3 separate regions of the Homo sapiens genome follow, and all the other regions are linked to region 3. A link is a contact called in ENCODE Hi-C or POLR2A ChIA-PET data. All regions are on one chromosome and are shown on one strand. Each heading gives the region's core, a stretch centred on a gene start or an enhancer-like site at or near the end of the contact. The rest is flanking DNA. Distances are from core to core; before and after follow the strand shown. Region 1 overlaps DENND5A (DENN domain containing 5A). Region 2 overlaps SBF2 (SET binding factor 2). Region 3 has its middle 40 kb from the start of WEE1.

What was found. A loop is a pair of places that touch in the nucleus more often than their neighbours do. ChIA-PET counts read pairs that join two places held with the same protein, here RNA polymerase II (POLR2A). Pooled maps may share reads with other maps.
Region 1: a pooled map shows a loop between it and region 3 (2.7-fold over the local background). The contact joins two enhancer-like sites. A Hi-C loop is called at or near these places in 1 of 37 single-sample maps with no recorded cell type and 2 of 50 pooled maps. POLR2A ChIA-PET finds 5 or more read pairs at or near these places in 2 of 52 experiments (CD8-positive, alpha-beta memory T cell and GM10248).
Region 2: a map of Panc1 shows a loop between it and region 3 (6-fold over the local background). The contact joins two enhancer-like sites. A Hi-C loop is called at or near these places in 2 of 168 maps with a recorded cell type or tissue (Panc1 and chondrocyte) and 2 of 50 pooled maps. POLR2A ChIA-PET finds 5 or more read pairs at or near these places in 2 of 52 experiments (activated T-cell and naive thymus-derived CD4-positive, alpha-beta T cell).

Annotation. Positions count from the first base shown.
Region 1 is chr11:9,230,646-9,233,345 of GRCh38, reverse strand. The region is part of intron 1 of DENND5A (DENN domain containing 5A); the gene reads left to right. Among named protein-coding and RNA genes, the nearest start is that of DENND5A, 33 kb to the left of the region's middle. RefSeq lists an enhancer at 2,311-2,700. Within about 2 kb of position 1,390, at least 3 of the 41 ENCODE cell types and tissues checked have a DNase peak (open chromatin) inside an H3K27ac peak, as active enhancers do.
Region 2 is chr11:9,904,692-9,907,391 of GRCh38, reverse strand. All of the region lies in intron 16 of SBF2 (SET binding factor 2), which reads left to right. The region is part of intron 1 of LOC101928008 (a long non-coding RNA gene); the gene reads right to left. Among named protein-coding and RNA genes, the nearest start is that of LINC02709, 150 kb to the right of the region's middle. RefSeq lists an enhancer at 800-1,384. Within about 2 kb of position 1,276, at least 7 of the 41 ENCODE cell types and tissues checked have a DNase peak (open chromatin) inside an H3K27ac peak, as active enhancers do; they include Panc1, where a contact is called at or near this core.
Region 3 is chr11:9,611,976-9,614,754 of GRCh38, reverse strand. No RefSeq gene overlaps it. Among named protein-coding and RNA genes, the nearest start is that of WEE1, 40 kb to the right of the region's middle. RefSeq lists a silencer at 364-743 and an enhancer at 844-1,533. Within about 2 kb of position 1,399, at least 41 of the 41 ENCODE cell types and tissues checked have a DNase peak (open chromatin) inside an H3K27ac peak, as active enhancers do; they include Panc1, where a contact is called at or near this core.

The DNA of each region.
Region 1 (2,700 bases), core at 141-2,640, 380 kb after region 3:
CTCACTCCAACCTCTGCCTCCTGGGTTCAAACAATTCTCCTGCCTCAGCCTCCTGAGTAGCTGGGATTACAGGCACCCACCACCATGTCCAGTTAATTTTTGTATTTTTAGTAGAGGCGAGGTTTCACGATGCTGGCCAGGCTGGTCTCGAACTCCTGACCTCGTGATCCGCCTGCCTCGGCTTCCCAAAGTGTTGGGATTATAGGCGTGAGCCCCTGCGACTGGCTGTCTTGAATTTCTTAGGATGTGAGCAAGAAGTAGTCTACTTCAGTCACTATTTGCCTTCCCACTCACCACAGGTAACCAGTATTTTGACTTCTAACAGCATAGTTTTTCATGTCTTTGTACTTTATATAAATGTAATTATATATGGTGAACTCTTGTGTTTGGATTCTTTTGTACAATATATTTGAGAGGTTCATTCATATTGTGTATAGTTTTAGGTTGGTCGTTCTCACTGCTGTAGAGTTTGCCATTGTGTGACTTTACCACACCTTATCTGTTAATTCTGCAGTTGATAGGCTCATGGGTAGTTTGTAGTTTTTGAGTATTACAATAGTGACATGTTATGAACATTCCTGTATGTGCCTTTTCGTGAACATGGCTTTTGGTCTGTTGGGTATATGCTCAGGAGTGGAATTGCTGGGTCATAGGTATACGCATGTTCAGCTTTAGTAGGTGCTGCCAGACAGTTTTCCATAGTGATTGTACCAGTTTACATTCCCACTTGCAGTGCACGACAGTGTAGGTTACTCCCTATCCTTACCAACTCTTGGCATTTTCTTTTCATTTTAGCTATTCTGGTGGTTATATAATAGTATTGTATTATTTAAATTTGAATTTTCTGGATGACTAATGAAGTTGAGCACCTCTCAAAAGTTTATTAGGCATTTATATGTCTTTTTTGAAGTATCTATTCAGGGCTTTTGCTGTTTTTCTTTGAGTGATCTTTTTTTCTTTATTGATTTAATGCAGTTCTTTATATGTTCTAGATATGTCTTTTTTGTTCATTTCATATATATATAGTGCAAATATATTCTTGTAATCTGTGCGTTTTCATTCTTTTAATGGCGACTTTCAAGGAACAAAAGTTTTAAATTGTAATGTACAATTTATACGTTTTTCTCTCTTAATGTTTAGTGCATTTTATATCTTTGTTATTGCAGGATCATGAAGATGTTCTGTGTTTTCTTCTAAAGGCTTTATTTTTTTACCTTTCATATTTAGATCTACAGTCCTAGGGCTAATTAATTTTCTTAAACAGTCTGCTGTTAACACTACTCTGTACTGCCTGAAAAAAAGCTTCCCCATTTTTTTTTCTTGGCCGTTTTTCAGCATTCTGCAAGTGAAAGAGAAACATTACCATTGCTGTCACAGCTGGGCCTGAAGTACAAAAAGGCTTTGATATGACCAATACAGTGCTTTTAATGCAGATTTGATAAAACAAATGCTAGTCTTTGTGCTTTGATATAGTACCAGTTGGTAAAATTTTAGTGGTTAGGAAAGTCTGTTAAAAAAAAAGAGAGAGAATTTATTACTATAAAAGTTCTTAAAAGTAAAGGAAACTTTCTCTTATGTTACTGAGGGTAAACTAACAGGAAGCTCCCAGAGTCTTTTTTTTTTTTTTTTTGAGACGGAGTTTCGCTCTTGTTGCCCAGGCTGGAATGCAATGGCGCGATCTCGGCTCACTGCAACCTCTGCCTCCTGGGTTCAAGTGATTCTCTTGCCTCAGTCTCCTGAGTAGCTAGGATTACAGGCATGCGCCACCACTCCCTGCAACTTTTGTATTTTTAGTAGAGATGGAGTTTCTCTATGTTGGTCAGGCTGGTCTCCAACTCCCGACCTCAGGTGATCTGCCTGCCTCTGCCTCCCAAAGTGCTGGGATTACAGGCGTGAGCCACCGCGCCCAGCCTGGCTCCCAGAGTCTTAAATCTGCTTATGTGCTATGGGGAAGAAGAGGCTGCTGGGTGGTCCCTTATAAGTTGTGGTTTGAAATCTGAATTTGCGGACTTGTCAGTGTTCTTAGTATAGCCACGTTTGCTGCTGTGGGCTCTGCCGTGGTATACATTCTGTGAAACAGATATGTGTTGCCACTTTAGTGCAGTAGAGGTTTGCATGTTAGGAAACATTTGGTAACTTCTAGCACATTTATGTGTCCTGTTTTCATGGCTAAAGATTTTGAGATAACTCTTGCATGTATGACAGACCTTTTGGAAAGAAAGGAGCTAATATTTGTTGAGTACCTCTTATGCTCAATACAAATGTGTCCCATATGCTTTACATATGTTAACTCATTCATTCCTCTCAATAGGCTGATGAGGTAGGTAGTTTTTTGGGTTTTTTTTGTTTGTTTGTTTTGTTTTTGACAGAGGGTCTTGCTCTGTCACCCAGGCTAGAGTGCACGCTAACTGCTCACTGCAGTCTAGACCTCCAGGCTTAAGTGATCTTCCCATCTCAGCCTCCCTAGCAGCTGGGACTACAAATGTGTGCCACCATGCCTAATTTTTCTATTTCTTTGTAGAGACCGGTCTCCCTATGTTGTCTGGGCTAGTCTTGAACTCCTAGGCTCAGGTGATCTACCCGCCTTGGCCTCCCAAAATTCTGGGATTACAGATGTGAGCCACTGTGCCTGGCTTAGGTATTGTTCTCCTCATGTTATAGATGAAGAAATTGAGATTTATGGAAAAGATGCCCTTAGTG
Region 2 (2,700 bases), core at 27-2,526, 290 kb before region 3:
CCTCAACCGTATTAGATATGGTAGGAGTAAGTATGATGTGGAATAGAAGGTGATAAATAAAATAGGTTGACTAAAGCAGCAGCTTGTGGCAGGGGCCCATATGGTCGGGTGGGTAGAGAGGTGGATCCGTACCGAGAAGGGCTAATAAGCCTGGCAGAAGAGTTTGGTCATTATTCTATAATGGTCAGAAAATAGCTGAATTTTTGAATAGGAGAGTAATGTGATACAGAGAGGAATTTGTGTTTTTAATTTTTGTCCTTATGTAGAAGATGCAAATGTTTTCAGTGTTTTGGGCAATTCAAAAAAACTTTTTTCTGAGCTGTGTCTAATCTAAACTCTAAAGGAAAGTCAGTTCTGTAACACATTGTTCCTTTCAATCTAGTTTTTTCTTTAATGTTTAAATATAACATTTTTTAGAGATTCCAGAGTTTTATCAAACTGGAATGTTGGCAACAACAGTTCAAAGGTATCTAGGTTAAAAGTACGAAGTAATTGAGGATAATGGGAAATTAAGATTGCAGGGCTCACTCTTCAATTGTAGCAGGAAAATTAAAGGTAAATTACAAAGCAAAGTTCAGAATAAAACATGTATCAGTATTCAAGACCTTGCAAGTTTATAAAATGTCTGGTATGTTTATTACTACAATGCTATTATTTGGCCAAAGCACAGGGGACTTCAGATTGTGTATTTATGGACTGATTCCCCAACAGATAACCACACAATTCTGGAATGCGGTTGCTGTGTCAATAGTTGTAGACTTATTGTTGTAAATTTTTTCCCTCTTTCAACCTAATTAACTTAGAATGTCTCTAACGTGATTTGCAAAGAATTTTTTATTTATATTTTGCAATCAGCATTTGAGCAGCACACAGGTTTGAGACATGCACTACAATGAGTAAACATTTTGTAAGATAATAAATAGTGCCCACTAGTCTAAATGTTTTATGATTGCCTGTTCCCTGCTAATTGGTCATGGATTGAAATTCCCCATTGTTTAATTTTTTTAATTTGTGGAAAATTATTATAAATGAGTGTGTAGGGCTTCATATCACAGCTGTTGTCATTTAAAGTTTGGACAGTGTCATTACAAATGAAGCCCTGCTGTGAAATCAAAGTCAAAAGGCATCTTGGCATCCCAACCATTTCCTTGGGAGAAGATTACAGCTCAAGTCTGTTGAACTTTATTGCCTTGGGCCTCATGACAGTCTTCAGAAACATGCAAGGCATTTCTGTTAAAGAAATTCAGATGTGCTAGGACACAGATGACATTCTTGTGCATAGCAGTGTCCTAAGGGGGTGAGGAATAAGTCAGGAAGAAAAAGATGATTCATACTTTTTGCTGCATTCTGGGATTATTATATATAATCCATAGAGAGGATGGAGACCTTGCAGAGATACCACATAGGAAAAAGGTGCGGTGTTTTCCTACATGGCCTGACTGTATTTTAAAATAAAAACCTAAACACGACTCCAAGGTAATGACTGCCTTCAAAGTAATATTTTAGTTGATTTTAATATTCTCTTTGAAGGAAGTTCTCATTGACTCATATTTCTTTTCTCCCTCTCCTTTCTCACACACATTCATTTCCAGAGGTTTGACTGAGGGAGAGCTGCTACTGAGTTTTAACAGTCACTCTTTTTATATGTAAAACTCATGTTCTTGAATTTAAAACAAAAGATTACTTGTTCTGACTTAAAAATCTATCTAACCAGTAACTGGGCTCCAACAAAGGTCCCCACAGAGACATCATAAAAGAACATCATTGTCCTCTAATTTAAGGATGTATCTTATTCAGCCATGAATTTATCTCATCCCTTTAAAATGTGTTCTTATTTGTCATCCCTATTTCCTCCTGGGATAAAGAGATTCCTGAGTTCATTAGCTACAGCATGCCTGGCACATAGTAGATACTCAATAAATATTTGTTGAGTAAATGAAAATCGTTATTCAAAGGAAAATCCTGATTACGCTCAATGTTAATTCTGGAAATCCAAGACCTAGTAAGATCATTTGTTCTACTGTTCTTTCAGCTTTGTATGACATTCAAAAAGGCATATCACTCATTCAACAACTTGCCATAAATATTGATAACTGCTTCTTAATAAAAATGCCATTAAATTGCTTATAATCTAGTGAAGAGACATACAAGTAAATAGATAATCACAATAGAGTGTGATATGCTAAGCATTTCCTAGCCTCAGTGATAATAACATTTATTGAGTACTTTCTATGTACCAGGTACAATTTTAAGTATTTTACATGCATTAATGATTTCTAACTTAATTGCATTGTGAGCTGACAACTCTGTCTATATGATTCAAAACATTTTGAAATTTACTGATAGTTTTTTGTTTTGTTTTGTTCTTGAGACAGGGTCTTGCTTTGTCACCCAGGCTGGAAGGCCACGTGATACAATCATGGCTCACTGTAGCCTCCACCTGCTCGGCTCAAGTGATTCTCCCATCTCTGCTTCCCAAGTATCTGGGAGTACAGGCACATGACACCACACCCAACTAATTTTTAATAATTTGTAGAGATGAGCTCTTACTATCACTCAGGCTGGTCTTGAACTCCTGAGCTCAAGCAATCCTCTCACCTCGGCCTCCCAAAGTTCTGTGATTATAGGTGTGAGCCACCATACCCAGCCCTGATACTTATTTTATGGACCAGTATGAGGTCAATTTTTTTAAATCCATGT
Region 3 (2,779 bases), core at 150-2,649:
TGATAGAAATGTGATGAATAAATACAACTTCATTTAAAAGAAATACTGAATTTAGAGACTTCCTGTTATATGTGATCTCCAGAGGACCAGTAAATGCCTGTGCAAGCCAAGGAACACGTTAAAAAGAATCCCCTATCCCTGCAACAAAGCCCGAAAGGGATTCTACTGGGACAGTTGCTCGGTCCCAGGGCCCAGGCATTGGAGAGAGCCTCGCTCCAGAGACTCTGTGGCCCCACCGGAGCCGGTGCCGGCTTTTAGGGGTTTTCTCACGGAAATGTTCAGCTGCCGGTGAGTTCACGTGCATTTAAGTTTTATTCTCCAGTTAGGACCGGGTTTTCCAGATGTGGGTTGTCAGCGCGTGCCCAGTAACCAGCTTGCGCCCAGGTGCGAAACGCAGTCATTGGGTCTCTCCGGGTGTGCGTCCTGGGTGGAGCCCCAGGGGCCCCGGCGTGGGTGGCCGTCCTGCTCCGCGGGTACCCGCGGAATGCCCTGCCCGCATGCTCCCTCTGCTGGGCGCGCCTCGGCGCCTTCCGGGTGCACGGCCCTGCCCAGGAGCGGCGCGTGGGGCCCCGGGTCTGCGGATGAATGGGGAGATAGCGAGGGGAGGGGCGCACAGCACAGCCCACTCCCCCTTACCCACGCCTCCAGAACAGTCCTACCCCTAGCCCCAACACCTCCTTCTATCCCCGCCCCGCTCTCCCCAGACGCTCTTAATCTGATTGAGACTTCGGCACGTAAACGCGGTTCTAGGAGCCCGGACTGGCTCAGTGCACGACTTATCAGAAACTTACCCGTATCTAACACACAATAGATTCGTGCACATCTGTTGAATAAAGAAGAGTTTGTTTTTCGTGTTTGAACCGTGTCTGCTTCAATAACGCTTCCTGCAGTGGTCCTTTTTAGGAGGGGTACAGTGAGTGGTATACTGCGAGGGAAGCGGGACAAGGAGGCAAAGGGAAGGGAAACAGGCGGGCCCAGAGAGCAGCTTCCGAGTGACCTGGAAAATCAGCGCCCAGAACTCATCTAGACACAGAGGCTCGGTGCCATGGCATTCCGCGCTGACTGCCAGAACCGCGGGCCGCGGAGCCAGCACTGTGCCGGCAACGTGGTGGGGCGAATGCCCTGGGGTCGGAGAGGTGGAAAGGCCCGAAAGGAAGAGCCCAGAAGGGGACAGTCCCCACCCAACGGCAGGGTAAAGGCCCGTCTCTACTGGTTACTAGAGACGTGGAACCCAGGAAGCTCGAGGCCCCAGGAAACCGGCATAGAAGGAGGCCTGTCAAAGGGGCCCCGAATCCTCCCGCAGGGACAGAGCGACACGTCCACCCGGGCTCGGAGGACTAACACCAGGAGTCCCCTGAGGCCCTGCCCCAGGCTTCCCAGGTTGTGGGGACACCAGCTGCCTGCAGGGGGCGGGATGTTCCTTTGGCGCTGCTGGGCAGTGACTAAGAGCAGAAACAAAAATAGAAGCTGAGATCAACGGAAAGGAATGAGACTGAACAAACACACGCATTAATCCTGATGGGATACATAGTAAAATAACATTCCCAAACACGGCAGTAAGAAAAGATGAACTATGTAAAGAATGCGCAGATAAATGAATGAAAATTTGGAGGACAAAAATGTGTTTCACATCGTATTTCAAAATAAACACCAAGTGGATTAAAGTGCTAAATATTTTAAAGAACAGCCATAGAAACTATATATTTAATAGGATAAGGCAGTTATATTTATGGATAAACGTCAGCGTTCTCAAAACTTTGAAACAACAGAAGAAACAACAAAGGAAGACTAACGTTCAAAAATACAAAAACTGGACAGAATTTTAAAAAGACAACAGATTGAGAAAAATGTCTGCACCAAGTGACAAGCAAATACTACCTGAAATGTATAAAAGCTTGTTTATAGGCCAGGTGCAGTGGCTCACGCCTGTAATCCCAGCACTTTAGGAGGCCAAGGCGGGTGGATCAACTGAGGTCAGGAGTTCGAGACCAGCCTGGCCAACATGGTGAAAGCCCCGTCTCTACTAAAAATACAAAAATTAGTTGGGTGTGGTGGCACACGCCTGTAGTCCCAGTTACTTGGGTGGCTGAGGCAGGAGAATCGCTTGAACCCGGGAGGCGGAGGTTGCAGTGAGCCGAGATCGCACCACTGAACTCCAGCCTGGGTGACAGAGCAAGATTCCATCCCCCCCACCCAAAAAAAGCTTGTTTATATATATAAAAACAATCAAGGTACCAATTGCTAAATAGACAAAGAAGGTAAACATGCACTGTAATTCACAATAAGAAATAAAAGTCATACCCAAGTGCATGGGGAAAACGTTCATTGATAATCAGAAACTTTAAACTTAAAACAGTTATGACATAACACCTTACATCTACTAAAGTAGCAAAAATGTTTTAAAATTATAATGCAGGCTGGATGCAGTGGCTCATGCCTGTAATATCAGTTCACTGGGGGCCAAGGCAGGAGGTTCCCTTGAGGCCAGGAGTTGGAGACCAGCCTGGGCAACAGAGTGAGACCCTGTCACTACAAAAAATTTAAAAATTAGTCCAGCATGGTGCTGTGCTCTAGTAGTCTTAGCTACTTGGGAGGCTGAGGTGGGAGGATCCCTTTAAGCCTGAGAGTTACAGTGAGCTATGATCACACCAGTGCACTCCAACCTGGGCAATAGTGAGACGCTGTTTCTGTAAAAATAAATAGAAAAAAATATAATAGAAAAACAGAAAAAAAATAATGCATAATGTTAGCAGCATGGTAAAATAATAGTCACCATTGC